Regions from separate parts of the Homo sapiens genome. Here region 1 is linked to region 2. Evidence: read pairs that join two places in POLR2A ChIA-PET (ENCODE). Cell type or tissue: HepG2. All regions are shown on one strand. Each heading gives the region's core, and the rest is flanking DNA. Links, peaks and the distances in the headings are about the cores only.

Region 1 (7,028 bases), core at 1,305-6,304, 390 kb before region 2:
AACACTGGCCCATCATCATCCTCTATATAAAATGAATATACATATGAGCCCCAGAAAAGGGGAATCTTGAAGGCCTAGGTTACAATTGCAGCCATGCCATTGATAGAAACCAAAGTCCTAAAAAATTCCTCTAAAGCCATAAATGAACCAGATATACAAATAACTACATGTGTAAACCTATAAAAATCTTTCTGAAAACAGAAAATATTCGAATAAATTAAGAGTAGATTTGGTACTTAAGACAGTATGTTAAGTATATTGATTTCTTCACGTAACTATGTAAATTAAAGGAAATCGCAATCAAAATTTCCACCATTTTTGGAAGTTGAAAATTCAGTCTTCTGGATAATTCAGAACTAGGCAGGAACATTCTGAACACAGGGAGAACAGGACCTTGCCACTCAATAATATTATATAAAATAAAGCAGCAGTAACTAAAACCGTTCATACTAAAGAAGAATTAAAAGATAGACTGATAGAGCAAGGAGCCCAGCTACATACCAAGTACACATGGCAACTTAATATTTAATGAAGACAGAATTTCAAATGAAGGGAGGAATATATAAATTAGTTAAGGCAATATATAGATTAGTTAAGAAATGGTATTAAAATAACTGCCATCTAGAAAATGACAATGGGTTAACATTATTTCTTACATGAAGAAATATTTTTTAAAATAATTGTGGCCTATGAAATTGTTTTTCTAAACATGAGTGGTTATGTAGATTAGTATATATAACACAGTAATTATTGTGTTGCAAATTATATGCTGAACAAAGTCAAGAAGCAAATAATTTACTCAGTGAACAAAGTCAAGAAGCAAATAATAATGGGATAAAAAGTATTGCAAGGAGGTATTTCAAAATAGCATGTCATTATTTTTGTAATAAAAATTATTTAAATGAAAACCCAGATACACCTATTTATAAAAACATAGTTCCAATATCACAACTGCGTTAAAAAAATTCAAAATCCTCTCCCAGAAAAAGTACTAACTAGAGAGATTTTAATGAGAATTAGGTATTTTTTTTAAGAGAACTACAAATATTATCTAAAAAATGTAAAACAGATTCAAATATATAGAAAAGTGTAACGTGTGTTGGGAGTTAAAATGGATGCCAAAGGACATTGATCTAACTATTTCTTAGTCTCTGAATAACTTGTGGGGATCCTTTAGAACTAAAAGCCTCGCGTAGATGTCTTGTGTACACTGCAAAATCCAGCACGTGTGTGACATTCACAAAGACCTTTTGACATCATCCCAACCACTCACCTAATATGAAACACCAAAGGGAAAATATCCTCAAATAGTTTTTTTTTTTCTGTTTGTGTTTGTGTGTTTTTCATGACATAAGTGAAATACAAGGGGATTCAAACTTCCCTTTAAGTATTTAGCTTGGTGCTTGACAAAGCATCCAACTGAGTGGCTAATTAACTAATTAATTTGAATTAATGTAGTAAGGGAGGTGAAAGAGCAAGATCTGCTGGACTCCTGTAGCTACCATCAGGCAGCTGTGAGCAATCAGAAACACTGGTTTGATAGAACTAATTCAAGTGTGTGTGGTTTTCATCTTCTGGTGGAATTCTTTGAGTCTACAATATGGACACAAGGGGCTCAACTGAAGTGAAAATTTTCCAATATGCAGACGGATTTGTAATTAACGTAGAGAATTAGCCAACTGTCTCTTGTGGGCATGGTCTTATTTCATGGCCAATCCTATTCCATAAAGGAATCTGACACTTTTCTAACCACAGGGGATTGGAGACAGAGCTTTCATCTTGTGTTTGTATATCACCTCCTTTCTCCTTCATTATAGGGGGTTGAATTGTGTCACCCTAAAAAGACGTGTTCAAGTCCGAATCCCCAGTACCTGTGAATGTGCTCTTATTTGGACACAGGGATTTTGAAAACTTAATCAAGTTAAGATGAGGCAATGCTGGATTAAAGTGGGCCCTAAATGCAATGACTCTTTTCCTTATAAAGTGAGAAGTGTCACAGAGACACACAGAGGGAAGAAGGCCACCTGTTTATTCACATTTTCAACTTTATGCCATCTATTCCATCCCGTTATTTGGAAGTCAAGACAACCCTCTTAGCTTTCTTCCTCAGTGCCGTCTCCTGAAACCCAACATGGAGAACCACACAGTTTAGGTACAGGATGGAAGATCCAGACCCCAGACAAGATCGTTGCCTCTCCCCGCACTGTTTACTCTATGGCTACAAATGATCGCCTCTGAGAATGTCTGGATCTAAATGAGTGAGATATTTGTTGTGGTTTGTTTAGAAAGCCTTGTATAGCTTGATTGAGGGTATTGGTGCAGGAAAGTCTTTCTAGCCCCATTGTGAAATCTCTGTGCCTCCTTCAGTTTCCTCATTTGTAAATTAAGACCATTTTACCCCTGTCGTGGGGTTGGTACATCACCACACTCACGGGGCTTACAATGAGCGCATACACCTGCATTTGACCCTCGCTAATCACACTGTGATTAACCAAAGAAGTGAACATGATCTGAATCTGTGAGTCAGGAACCAAGGTAAAGACCCAAATAATATGAAAAACCCAAACCTACATGAAAGTCATGGGATGGTGGACTTTTTGTCATCCCAGGACAGCTGGCCTGTGTTTACCCAAAAACTGGGCAAATTTTCATCCTTAAAAATGGACAAGATGCCCAACACCAGCTTCCTTGCAAGTGCTCACTGAGCTCCCAGCTCCAACGGAACAGATGAAATAGAACAGTGAGTTATCACCAAGAGTGAGTTTTCTATTGAGCAAGATTTTGCCTAGCACCTGTGATCCATGGGATCAGTGAGGCTGTGCTGGTTGTGGGATGTCACCTGGTGGCGGTGATGGGGAGGAAGTGATGGAGAAAAGGTGAATGAAGGAACAGGAAGACCCCTGAGAGGAAGGAAGCATCAGTCTGGAGAAGCTAAGAAAAAAAAAAAAAAAAGAAGCATCCAAGACATTAAACAGAATACAGAAGACCAGATTAGAGGCTCGTTTCAATAGTAGGAGTTATCAGGGATAGGCCAGGGAGGAAGACAGCGCAGCCTGGGCTCCCAAACCATTCTCAGCTGACTTTCCATGTGGCTTTAAAAGGAGCTGGACTGGATGGGGTCTGGACTGTGCACCTAAGGGGACAAATCTCATATTTAAATTTGCAGAAATGTGGGGGCAGGGCCAAGATGGATGATTAGCAACAGCGGCGATCTGAGGCTCCCATCAAAAAAAAAACCAAACAACAACAACAACAAAAAAACCATAATAAGCATGTAAATCCTTCACCGGCAACCAAGATATCCAGGTTATCTCATCAGAACTGACTAGGAGGCTTGCGTGATTCGTGAAGAGAAAGGAAGAGCAGTGTGGTGCGACAGCCCACCCGAGAGCCACACAGGGCATGGAAGCCCCTCCCCACAGCCAAGGGAGGTGGTGAGTGAATGTGCTACCCAGCCGGGTGAGACGAGAAGTCTTCTTCCAATCGAAGGTTTTTCTCAGTCGGCTCATGGTCTCACGGGCTTCTAGGAATGAAGCCTTGGACCACAGCGGTGAGTGTTACAGCTCGATTGGAGAAACGCGCGGACCCAAAGAGTGTGTGGCAGCAAGATTTACTAAAGCGAAAGCAAAAGTAAAGCAAAAGCGAAAGTAAAGCTTCCACTTGGTGGAAGGGAACCGGGAAGGGTAGCAGTTTCTGGCTTGGGTGTCTTATGCTTATATCCCCTCATGACCCCTCCCCTTTTCCTTTTTCTGTCCTATAGAATTAGCTTATTTTCTATCTGCTTGTGGGTTGGCGGGCCTGATTGGTTAAAAACGTCAGGCTGCAGCTAGAGCTTAAACTCCCTATATGATTGGTTGAAGTTTCAGTCCCTTAGCTTGCAGCTATGACTTATTTTGGCTTAGGGGAAAGTCCCCTTAGGGAAGTCCCTGTTGACTCAGGAAGTCCAGCCAACTTAGCCACTTAGTCCTTCACGGGGAAAACGTGCTTTTTCCACGGAACTGTGCAACCCATGGATCAGAAGATCTTACTCACAAACCCAGGCCACCAAGGCCTGGCATCCCCCAACCCCAGAGCTGCACAGATTCTCAACAGCCTCTCAGCTGGAATCTGCTGAAGCCGACTGATCTCCCGGGGGGAGGGGCGACCAGCACCAGAGCTTCAGTTGCCTGCTGTCTACACCATTTGAGCTCCTTGGGTGAGGGGCAGCAGCCAGCACTGGGACCCACAACCGCCTAACAAGCTAAGCTCCCTGGGAGGAGGAAGGGCAGCATCTATCTCTATAGCTCCAGGCTGCGCTTTTCCCCTGCTGGCACCAGGGAGGCTGGACTGCTTGGTCCCAAGATGAGTCCCCAACAGCCCAACACGCCGGCTGTGGCAGTCAGCAGTGGAGTGCCTCTTCAGGCCTGACCCTGACTCATCCTTCCTCACTGGGCAGGGCTTCCCTGCAGAAACTCCAATAACTCCAGCCAGAGGCTCAGGAACAGAACCTGGATCTCTCTGGGCCTGAGCCTCTGGGGGATGGGTGGCCACAGTCTCTGTGGACCAGCAGACTTAGGCTTTCCTCCTGGTAGTTCTGAGGAATCCAGACAGCCCAGATGAGTGGGTTTCCCCCAGCGAGGTACACACCCTCCACCAAGGGACAGTCAAAGAGCTTCATTAAATGGGTCCTGTTCCCCATCCCACCCAACTGGATGAGACTCTCCAACAGGTGTTGTCAGACACCCTATACAGGATCGATCCTACTGGTATTAGGTTGGTGCCCCTTGAGGTCAAAGATCCCAGAAGAAGGAGTAGGCACCTATCTTTGCTGTTCTCCAGTGTTGGAGTAAGCCAGATGAGTAGGGCCTGAAGTGAACCCCCAGCAAACTGCAGCAGCCCTGCAGAAGAGGGACTTGACCATTGGAAGAAAAACAAACAAATAGAAAGCAACAACAGCAGCAGCATCACCACTAACAAAAAAAAAAGCCCCCACAAAAACTCCATCCAAGGGTCAGCAACCTCAAAAATCAAAACTAGACAAACTCATGAAGATGAGAAAGAATCAATGAAAAAATGCTGAGAACCCAAAAGGCGGGAGTGCCTCTTCTCCAAATGAACACAGGGTCTCTCCAGCAAGAGCACAGAACTGGATGGAGGATGAGATGGATGAATTGACAGGAGTAGGCTTCAGAAGATGGGTAACAAAAAAATATGGTGAGCTAAAGGAGCATGTTCTAACCCAATGCAAAGAAGCTAAGAACCTTGATAAAAGATTAGAGGAGCTGCTAACTAGAATAACCAGTTTAGAGAGGAACATAAATGACCTGATGGAGCTGAAAAACACAGCGCAAGAACTTTGTGAAGCATACACAAGTAACAATAGCCGAATCAACCAAGCAGAAGAAAGGATATCAGAGTTTGAAGACCACCTTGCTGAAATAAGGCATGCAGACAAGATTAGAGAAAAAAGAATGAAAAGGAATGAGCAAAGCCTCCAAGAAATATAAGACTTCATAAAAAGATCAAACCTATGATTGTTTGGAGTACCTGAAGGAGACAAGGGGAATGGAAACAAGCTGGAAAACACACTTTAGGATATTATCCAGGAGAACTTCCCCAACCTAGTAAGACAAGCCAACATGCAAATTCAGAAAATACAGAGAACACTACTAAGATACTCCACCACAAGATCAACCCCAAGATGCATAATCATCAGATTCTCTAAAGTCGAAATGAAGGAAAAAATGTTAAGGGCAGCCAGAGAGAAAGGCCAGGTCACCTAAAAAAGGAAGCCCATCAGACTAACAGCAGAATTCTCAGCAGAAACTCTACAAGCCAGAAGGGATTAGGGGCCAATATTCAACATTTTTAAAGAAAAAGGATTTCAAATCAACACCCTAACATCACAATTAGACAGCTAGAGAGGCAAGAGCAAACTAATTCAAAAGCTAGCAGAAAACAAGAAATATCTAAAATTAGAGCAGAATGGAAGGAGATAGAGACACAAAAAACCCTCCAAAAAATCAATGAATACAGGAGCTGGTTTTCTGGGAAAAAAAAAAAAAAACATTAGATAGATCGCTAGTTAGATTAATAAAGAGGAAAAGAGAGAAGAATCAAATAGACACAATAAAAAATGATCAAGGGTATATCACCAATGATCCCACAGAAATACAAACTACCATCAGAGAATACTATAAACACCTCTACATAATAAACTAGAAAATCTATAAGAAATCGATAAATTCCTGGACACATACACCTGCCCAAGACTAAATCAGGAAGAAGTTGAATCCCTGAATAGACGAATAACAGGTTCTGTAACTGAGGCAGTAATTAAGAACCTAGAACCAAAAAAAAAAGCCCAGGACCAGACAGATTTATATCCAAATTCTACCAGAGGCACAGAGAGGAGCTGGTACCCTTCCTTCTGAAATTATTCCAAATAATTGAAAAGGAGGGACTCCTCCCTAACTCATTTAATGAAGCCAGCATCATCCTGATACCAAAACCAGGAAGAGACAAAATGAATAAAGAAAACTTCAGGCCAATATACCTGATGAACATCAATGTGAAAATTCTCAATAAAATACTGGCAAACTGAATCCAGCAGCACATCAAAAAAATTTATCCGCCACGAACAAGTAAGCTTCACCCCTGGGATGCAAGGCTGGTTCAACATATGCAAATCAATAAACGTAATCCAGAACATGAACAGAACCAAAGATAAAAACCGCATAATTATTTCAATAGATACAGAAAAGGCCTTTGATAAAATTAAACATCCCATCACGTTAAAAACTCTCAATAAACTAAGTATTGATGGAACATATCTCAAAATAATAAAAGATATTTATGACAAACCCACAGCCAATATCATATTGAATGGGCAAAAGCTGGAAGCATTCCCTTTGAAAACTGGCCCAAGACAAGGATGACCTCTCTCACCACTCCTATTCAACATAGTTTTGGAAGTTCTAGCCAGGGCAATCAGGCAAGAGAAAGAAATAAAGCGTATTCAGATAGAAAGAGAGGAAGTCAAATTGTCT
Region 2 (7,028 bases), core at 970-5,969:
CTGCCTTGGACCTCTACAGTGTGTCTCTACCAGCAAGAAGGCCCTCACCAGATGTAGCCCCTAAACCTTGAACTTCCAAGTCTCCACGTCTGTAAGAGCTGTGTGATCTTTCTTTGTTAAATCTAGAAAGAAAGTAAACAATCTCCTCTGAGTTACAGGTATCTTTGAAGTAACACATCTCAATTTCCTGCCTAAAGCTGACTCTTCATTCCCAGTTCAGGATGACAACTTCCCACCCCTTCTGTACTCTTACTTTCTAGTGGTTCAAGCTGGAATCTCAGGAGTCGCTCATGATGATTTTCCTTAATTCTACATGTAATCCCCATGACTGCCTTGCTGGCAATAACTGCATGAATCCTCACTCCTTCTTCTTTTTTTTTTCAGTTATTTTATTTGAAATTCCCTGTCATTACCTTGCATTTACTTTCTATTTAACATCTTTATTAAAGTATAATTGACATATAATAAACCCCACATATTTAAAGTGCACAACTTGATAAGTTTTGACATATGTATATGCCCGTGAAATGAGCACCATAATTAAGATAATGAACATATCATCATCTGCAAAAGTTTCCTTGGGACTTTCTGTAACCCCTCTTTCTTGCTTCTCCCTACTATCCCCAGGCTACCACTGATATGCTTCCTGTCACTATATATTAGTTTGCATTTTTTAGAATTTTACGTAAATGAAATCACATGGTATGTACTCTTTTTTATTGGCTTCTTTCATGCAGCATAAGATTCAATAATTTTGTAGCATATATCAATAATTCATTCATTCTTTATTGGGAAACTGTTTGCATACTATCAATAGAATGCAATACAATTCCACAATAAAATATGAATGTCACAGTTTGCTTAGCCATTTGCCCATTAACATTTGTTTGTTTAGCCATTCACCAGTTTGTTTAGCCATTCACCAGTTAACATTTGGCTTGATTTCAAGTTCTGGCTATTACATATAAAGTTCCCATGAGTATTAATTTTTTTTTTTTTTTTGAGATGGAGTCTCGCTCTGTCACCCAGGCTGGAGTGCAGTGGTGCGATCTCAGCTTACTGCAACTTCTGCCTCCTGGGTTCAAGCAGTTCTCCTGCCTCAACCTCCAGAGTAAATGAGACTACAGGTGCACACCACCACACCCCTCTAATTTCTGTATTTTTAGTAGAGATGAGGTTTTCCCATGTTAGCCAGGCTGGCTTAAACTCCTGATCTGCGATGATCCACCCACTTTGGCCTCCCAAAGTGCTGGGATTACAGGCATGAGCCACCATGCCCAGCCAGTACGAATCTTATATAGTCAAATGTCTTCATTTATCTTGGGTCAATATGTAGAAGTGGGATGTTTGCATCATATAATACATGTATGTTAAACATTTACAAAACTCCCAAGCATTCCTATACACCAACAATAGACAAGCAGAGAGCAAAATCATGAATGAACCCCCATTCACAATTGCTACAAAGAAAATAAAATACCTAGGAATGCAGCTTACAAGGGACATGAAGGACCCCTTCAAGGAGAGCTAAAAATCACTGCTCAAGGAAATAAGAGAGGACACAAACAAGTGGAAAAACATTCCATCCTCATGAATAGGAAGAATCAATATTGTGAAAATGGCCATACTGCCCAAATTAATTTACAGATTCAATGCTATTCCCATCAAGCTACCATTGACATTCTTCACAGAATTAGAAAAAAAAACTACTTTAAATTTCATATGGAACCAAAAAAGAGCCCATATAGCAAAGACAATCCTAAGCAATAAGAACAAAGCTGGAGGCATCATGCTACTTGACTTCAAACTATACTACAAGACTACAGTAACCAAAACAGCAGCTACTGGTACCAAAACAGACATATAGATCAACAGAACAGAACAGAGACCTCAGAAAATAACACCATGCATCTACAACCATCTGATCGTCGACAAATCTGACAAAAACAAGCAATGTTTAATAAATGGTAAACTGGCTAGCTATACGCAGAAAACTGAAATTGGACCCCTTCCTTACACCTTATACAAAAATTAATTCAAGATGGATTAAAGACTTAAATGTAAAACCCAAAACCATAAAAACCCTAGAAGAAAATGTAGGCAATACCATTCCAGACATAGGCATGGGCAAAGACTTCATGATGAAAACACCAAAAGCAATTGCAACAAAAGCCAAAATTGCCAAATGGGATCTAATTAAATTAAAGAGCATCTGTACAGCAAAAGAAATTAGCATCATAGTGAACAGGCAATCTACAGAAAGGGAGAAATTTTTGCAATCTACCCATCTGACAAAGGTCTAATATCCAGAATCTACAAGGAACTTAAACAAATTTACAAGAAAAAAAAAAAACCCATAAAAAAGTGGGCAAAGGATATGAACAGACACTTCTCAAAAGAAGACATTTATGTGGCCAACAAACATATGAAAAAAAGCTCATCATTACTGATCATTACAGAAATGCAAATCAAAAGCACTATGAGATACCATCTCACGCCAGTCAGAATGGTGAGTATTAAATAGTCAAGAAACAATAGATGCTGGTGAGGCTGTGGAGAAATAGGAATGCTTTTACACTGCTGGTGGGAATGTAAATTAGTTCAACCACTGTGGAAGACAGTGTGGTGTGATTCATTGAGGATCTAGAACCACGAATACCATTTGACCCAGCAATCCCATTACTGGGTATATACCCAAAGGAATATAAATCATTCTACTATAAAGACACATGCACTCGTATGTTTATTGCAGCACTATTTACGATAGCAAAGGCATGGAACCAACCCAAATGCCCATTAATGACAGACTGGATGAAGAAATGTGGTACACATACACTATGGAATACTATGCAGCCATAAAAAAGAATGAGTTCATGTCCTTTGCAGGGGCACGGATGAAGTTGGAAGCCATCATCCTCAGCAAACTAACACAGGAACAGAAAACCAAATACCGCATGTTCTCATTCCTAAGTGGGAGTTGAACAATGAGACTATATGTACACAGGGAGGGGAACAACACACACCACAGCCTGTCGGGGATGGGGGGCAAGGGGACAGAGACCATTAGAACAAATACCTAATACATGTGGGGCTTAAAACCTAGATGATGGGTTGATAGGTGCAGCAAAACCACCATGGCCCAAGTATACCTGTGTAACAAACCTGCACGTTCTGCACATGTATCCTGGAACTTAAAGTAAAATAAAATTAATTAATTAATTAAAAAGAAAAGCAAATTGAGGAAGTGTGCATTAAGGAAATACACAAGAGGAATTACTACCACACTCATATTAAATTGGCTAAAATTAAGAGACTGATTATATCTAGTGTTGGCAAGGAAGGGGAGGAATTGGACACTCATATATACTGCTGGTAGGATGTAGTACAGCCTCTTTGGAATACACTTTGGGATCCTCGCTCCTTCTATTTCCATCTAACTCCACTGCCAGGACTGCAGCCATGCCTCCATTCTCTGTGTCCTGGATCACAGCCTGGTCCCTGGTGTCCTGGCTTCTTCTGCTGCCTTGTCCCAGTCCATCTCCCATGAGAGGCAGTATGAAATATGTTTAAAGTAAAGTCAGATTATGCCACTCCATTTCTTTAACCTCTTCAAAGATCTAAAACTTTTCTACCCTGGCTTACAAGACTCTACATGATCTGGCCTGTGCCCCATCCCTCCTCTTAAGTAAATCAATACCAAGTGGCTCCTTGTTCACTATAGTCTGGGTTACCTGAGCTGACTTCTGATGCTTTAACATGCCACATTCACTCCAGATAGGGAGACTTCCTGTCATTACTCCCACTGCCTGGAAGTTTGCTCTTGGTTTTTGTTGTCTTTTTTTCTCCAAAGAGACTTTATTTTTTAGAGCAGTTTTACTTTCACGGCAAAATCAAGCAAAAAGGACAGAGTTCTCATATACCACCTGCCCCCATGCATGCACAGCCTCCTCCACTATCAACACCACACTCATAGTGGTACGTTTGTTATAACCAGTGAGTTTACACTGACACATTGTTACGTGTCACGCCAAAGTTCATAGTCTACATTGGGGTTCACTCAGTGTTGGACATTTTAGGAGTTTTGACAAATGTAACACATGTATCCACCGCTATGATATACAGAATTCTTTCACTGCCCTAAAAATCCTTCTGCCTGTTCATCCCTTCCTCCCCTATCTCAAACCAAGGAAACCACTTTTTTTTTTTTTTAAAAATGTCTCTATCATTTCCCTTTTCTAGAATGCCATATAGTTGGAAGGACACAGCATGTAGCCTTTTCAGGTTGACTTCTTTCCCTTAGTAATGTTCATTTAAGGTTTCCCCATGCCTTTTCATGGCTTGAGAGCTCATTTATTTTTTAGCACTGTATAATATTCCATGGTTTGTGATATGGTTTGGATGTGTCCCCACCCAAACCTCATCTTGAATTGTAGCTCACATAATCCCCATGTGTTGTGGGAGAGACCCAGCGGGAGGTAATTGAATCACGAGGGTGATTACCCCCATGTTGCTATTCTCATGATAGTGAGTTCACACACGATCTGAGGGTTTTATAAGGGGCTTTTCCCGTATTTGTTTGACACTTCTCTTTCCTACTGCCATGTGAAGGGCATGTTTGCTTCCCCCTTCCTCCATGATTGTAAGTTTCCTGAGGCCTCCCCAGCCCTGTGGAACTGTGAGTCAATTACACCTCTTTCCTTTATAAATTACCCAGTCTTGGGCAGTTCTTTATAGTAGTGTGAGAACAGACTAATTCAGTCTGCATGCATCCCAGTTGATTTATCCATTCACCTACTAAAGGAACATCTTGCTTTCTTCCATGTTTTGACAATTCTGAATAAAGCTGCTTAAATATTCATGTGCAGGACTGTGTGTGATGTTAAGTTTCAACTCATGTGCAGGATTGTGTGTGATGTTAAGTTTCAACTCATCTCGGTAAAGACCAAGGAGCATGATTGCTGCAGCTTTTGCTTTTTAACCTCACTGGATTATACTTTTACCCAGATATCAGCTGTTTAACATATTAATGTATTAATTCACTCAGCTTACTGATTCAGCAATCATTTCTTGGTAACTGATGTTTAGGAGACACGGTCTGGGTGTTGGGGACATGACAGTAAGTAGAGTGGGTTCTGCCCACTGGCACGGATGTCAGGGCACAAGGACTGGAGAGGATGATGCACACAGTGAGAGGTGCTGGGAGTCACACACATGCTGACTATGGCTGGCTGACCCCGTGACAGGGCGTGGGAGTAAAGAGGAGTCAGACAAACTCCTCAGTTTTCGGTCCTAGCAAGTGGGAGAACAGGGGCACATGCAGGCATCGTGCTGCAGGGAGATGCTCCTCGCAGGACCCAGGACAGAACCGGCTGCCAGGGATGGCAGCGACCATGATGGCTGTGGTGGGACAGGCAGACAGCTATCTTACCAACAGAACTCATGCTGCTTATATGTGGCGAGGAGACAAAGGAAAAAAAGGGAAGGACCAAGAATGATACCAAAAAAAAAAACCAAAAAAGTTTGATATTCAAAACTCTATCAAGGACATTTCCCATAGAAACTGGACTTGAATGGACCTTAGAGAACTGGTTGGATTTACTGCCTAGGATGGAAGGGGGTGCCACTTGCACGCCAAGCCCAATATTGCAGAGGGGCTGATTGGAGCTGTGCACTGTGAAGGATGAGAGCTGGGCACACACAACAACTGAGGAATTCATTGGGAGGTGAGTCAGAAGGAGGAGGAGGATGAAGAGGAAGAGGAGGAGGAGGGTGAGGAGGAGGGAGAGGGGAAGGAGGACGGGGAGGGAGGGGGAAGGAGGGGGAGGAGGAGGAGGAGGAGAAGGGGCTGCACATGCCTCAGCAAGGGCAGTACTGAGCAGAAGATGATCATAAAGTCACTTCCTCCATGTCTTGGTTTTTAAATCATTGCTGTCTGTGGGATTTGTCCTCTGGGCTCCTTCTTACCCCAGATGCAGTCTTGGGCACACACCCTAGCCTTTCCAGTCACTCGGAGACAACACAGTCCAGTGTGATGTGCTGTCACTTATTTCCTGTCTTCAACTTAGCTTCTTACCCATGGAGCTGGTGGCCGTTCTTAGACGCTAGCAAGATGGGTGTGGGTGGGTGGGAATGGGGCAAGACAGGCTTTTCCTCTGTTCCAACATTTTCCTTATTCACCAGCTTGTTTGTGACCCCTCCAAGCTTGGGGTAGGAGAAGGGATCAGGAGAAAAAGATGCAGTCTTTGTAACCTGGCTTCCCAAAGTGCTTGAGTCATAGTCCAAGAACAAAGAACAGGCTGGTGGGGTGGGCTTCTCTCCTGCAGCGAGCTCCTTGGGACGGAAGAGCATCTTCCGCACAGGACTGGGGCAGAGCTCAGCCAGGAGACCCACATTACACCCAGATTATTTTAAGAGAGAAAAGGTAAAAGCAAAACACTAAAATATCACAGGAGGAGCCACCGCAAGAAGCAGCTGACACCTTGGGCTGGAGAGAATAAAAGAAGGAGGAAGGAGTGAGCAAAACTCAGAAATGTGGAGGAGCTGCCACCCAGAAATCACACTCAGACATATGAAGAAGGGACCTTCTGGGCTGGTGCTGAGGCCTCTGCTCTTGGACTCAGGGCTCTGTGGAGCTGGGAAACCAACTTTGCTGGTATCTCCGAGGGGATGCTATGAGGCTGGCTCTGCGTGTGTCAGAGAAACTGCAGACCCAATTCGTATGCCGCTCTGTTCATGAACTGCCACTGCCAGGTGCGAAAGCAAGGATAGCAAGACGCTAGCAGGACCAGGAGTCGGACAGGACAGAATGGGAGGCACAGGCCCCTCTCCTACCTCTTATCTTCTGGTTTCCTTGTGTATATCTGTTGGCACAGCTGAACAGAACTCTGGCAGGAGAGGTGGCACGTGGCTCCCCAGTCCCTACGTCACAAGGCAGAGTATAAAAGGGAAGGTGTGGGGCCGAGAGACAGTAACTTAACCACCAGCTCAGGGTCCTGGGATTCATCCCTCTTCCAGTCAGCAGGAAGTGA

The links. ChIA-PET counts read pairs that join two places held together with the same protein. Peaks named below come from ENCODE experiments on the same cell type or tissue, not always from the same donor. Only the 100,000 strongest peaks of a DNase experiment are listed, where the experiment ranks them.
Region 1: POLR2A ChIA-PET joins it to region 2 with 5 read pairs; 1 of 35 experiments calls an interaction of 5 or more read pairs at or near these places.

What each region holds. Positions count from the first base shown.
Region 1 is chr5:5,022,234-5,029,261 of GRCh38, forward strand. No RefSeq gene overlaps it. Among named protein-coding and RNA genes, the nearest start is that of LINC01020, 8.6 kb to the right of the region's middle. RefSeq lists enhancers at 3,856-4,245, 4,256-4,435, 4,446-4,525. In HepG2, for the core only: no CTCF peak of the experiment used is centred there; a DNase peak (open chromatin) is centred at 3,738; H3K4me3 peaks cover 1,243 bases.
Region 2 is chr5:5,411,194-5,418,221 of GRCh38, forward strand. The region is part of intron 2 of LOC101929200 (a long non-coding RNA gene); the gene reads right to left. Among named protein-coding and RNA genes, the nearest start is that of ICE1, 8.0 kb to the right of the region's middle. In HepG2, for the core only: no CTCF peak of the experiment used is centred there; a DNase peak (open chromatin) is centred at 3,998.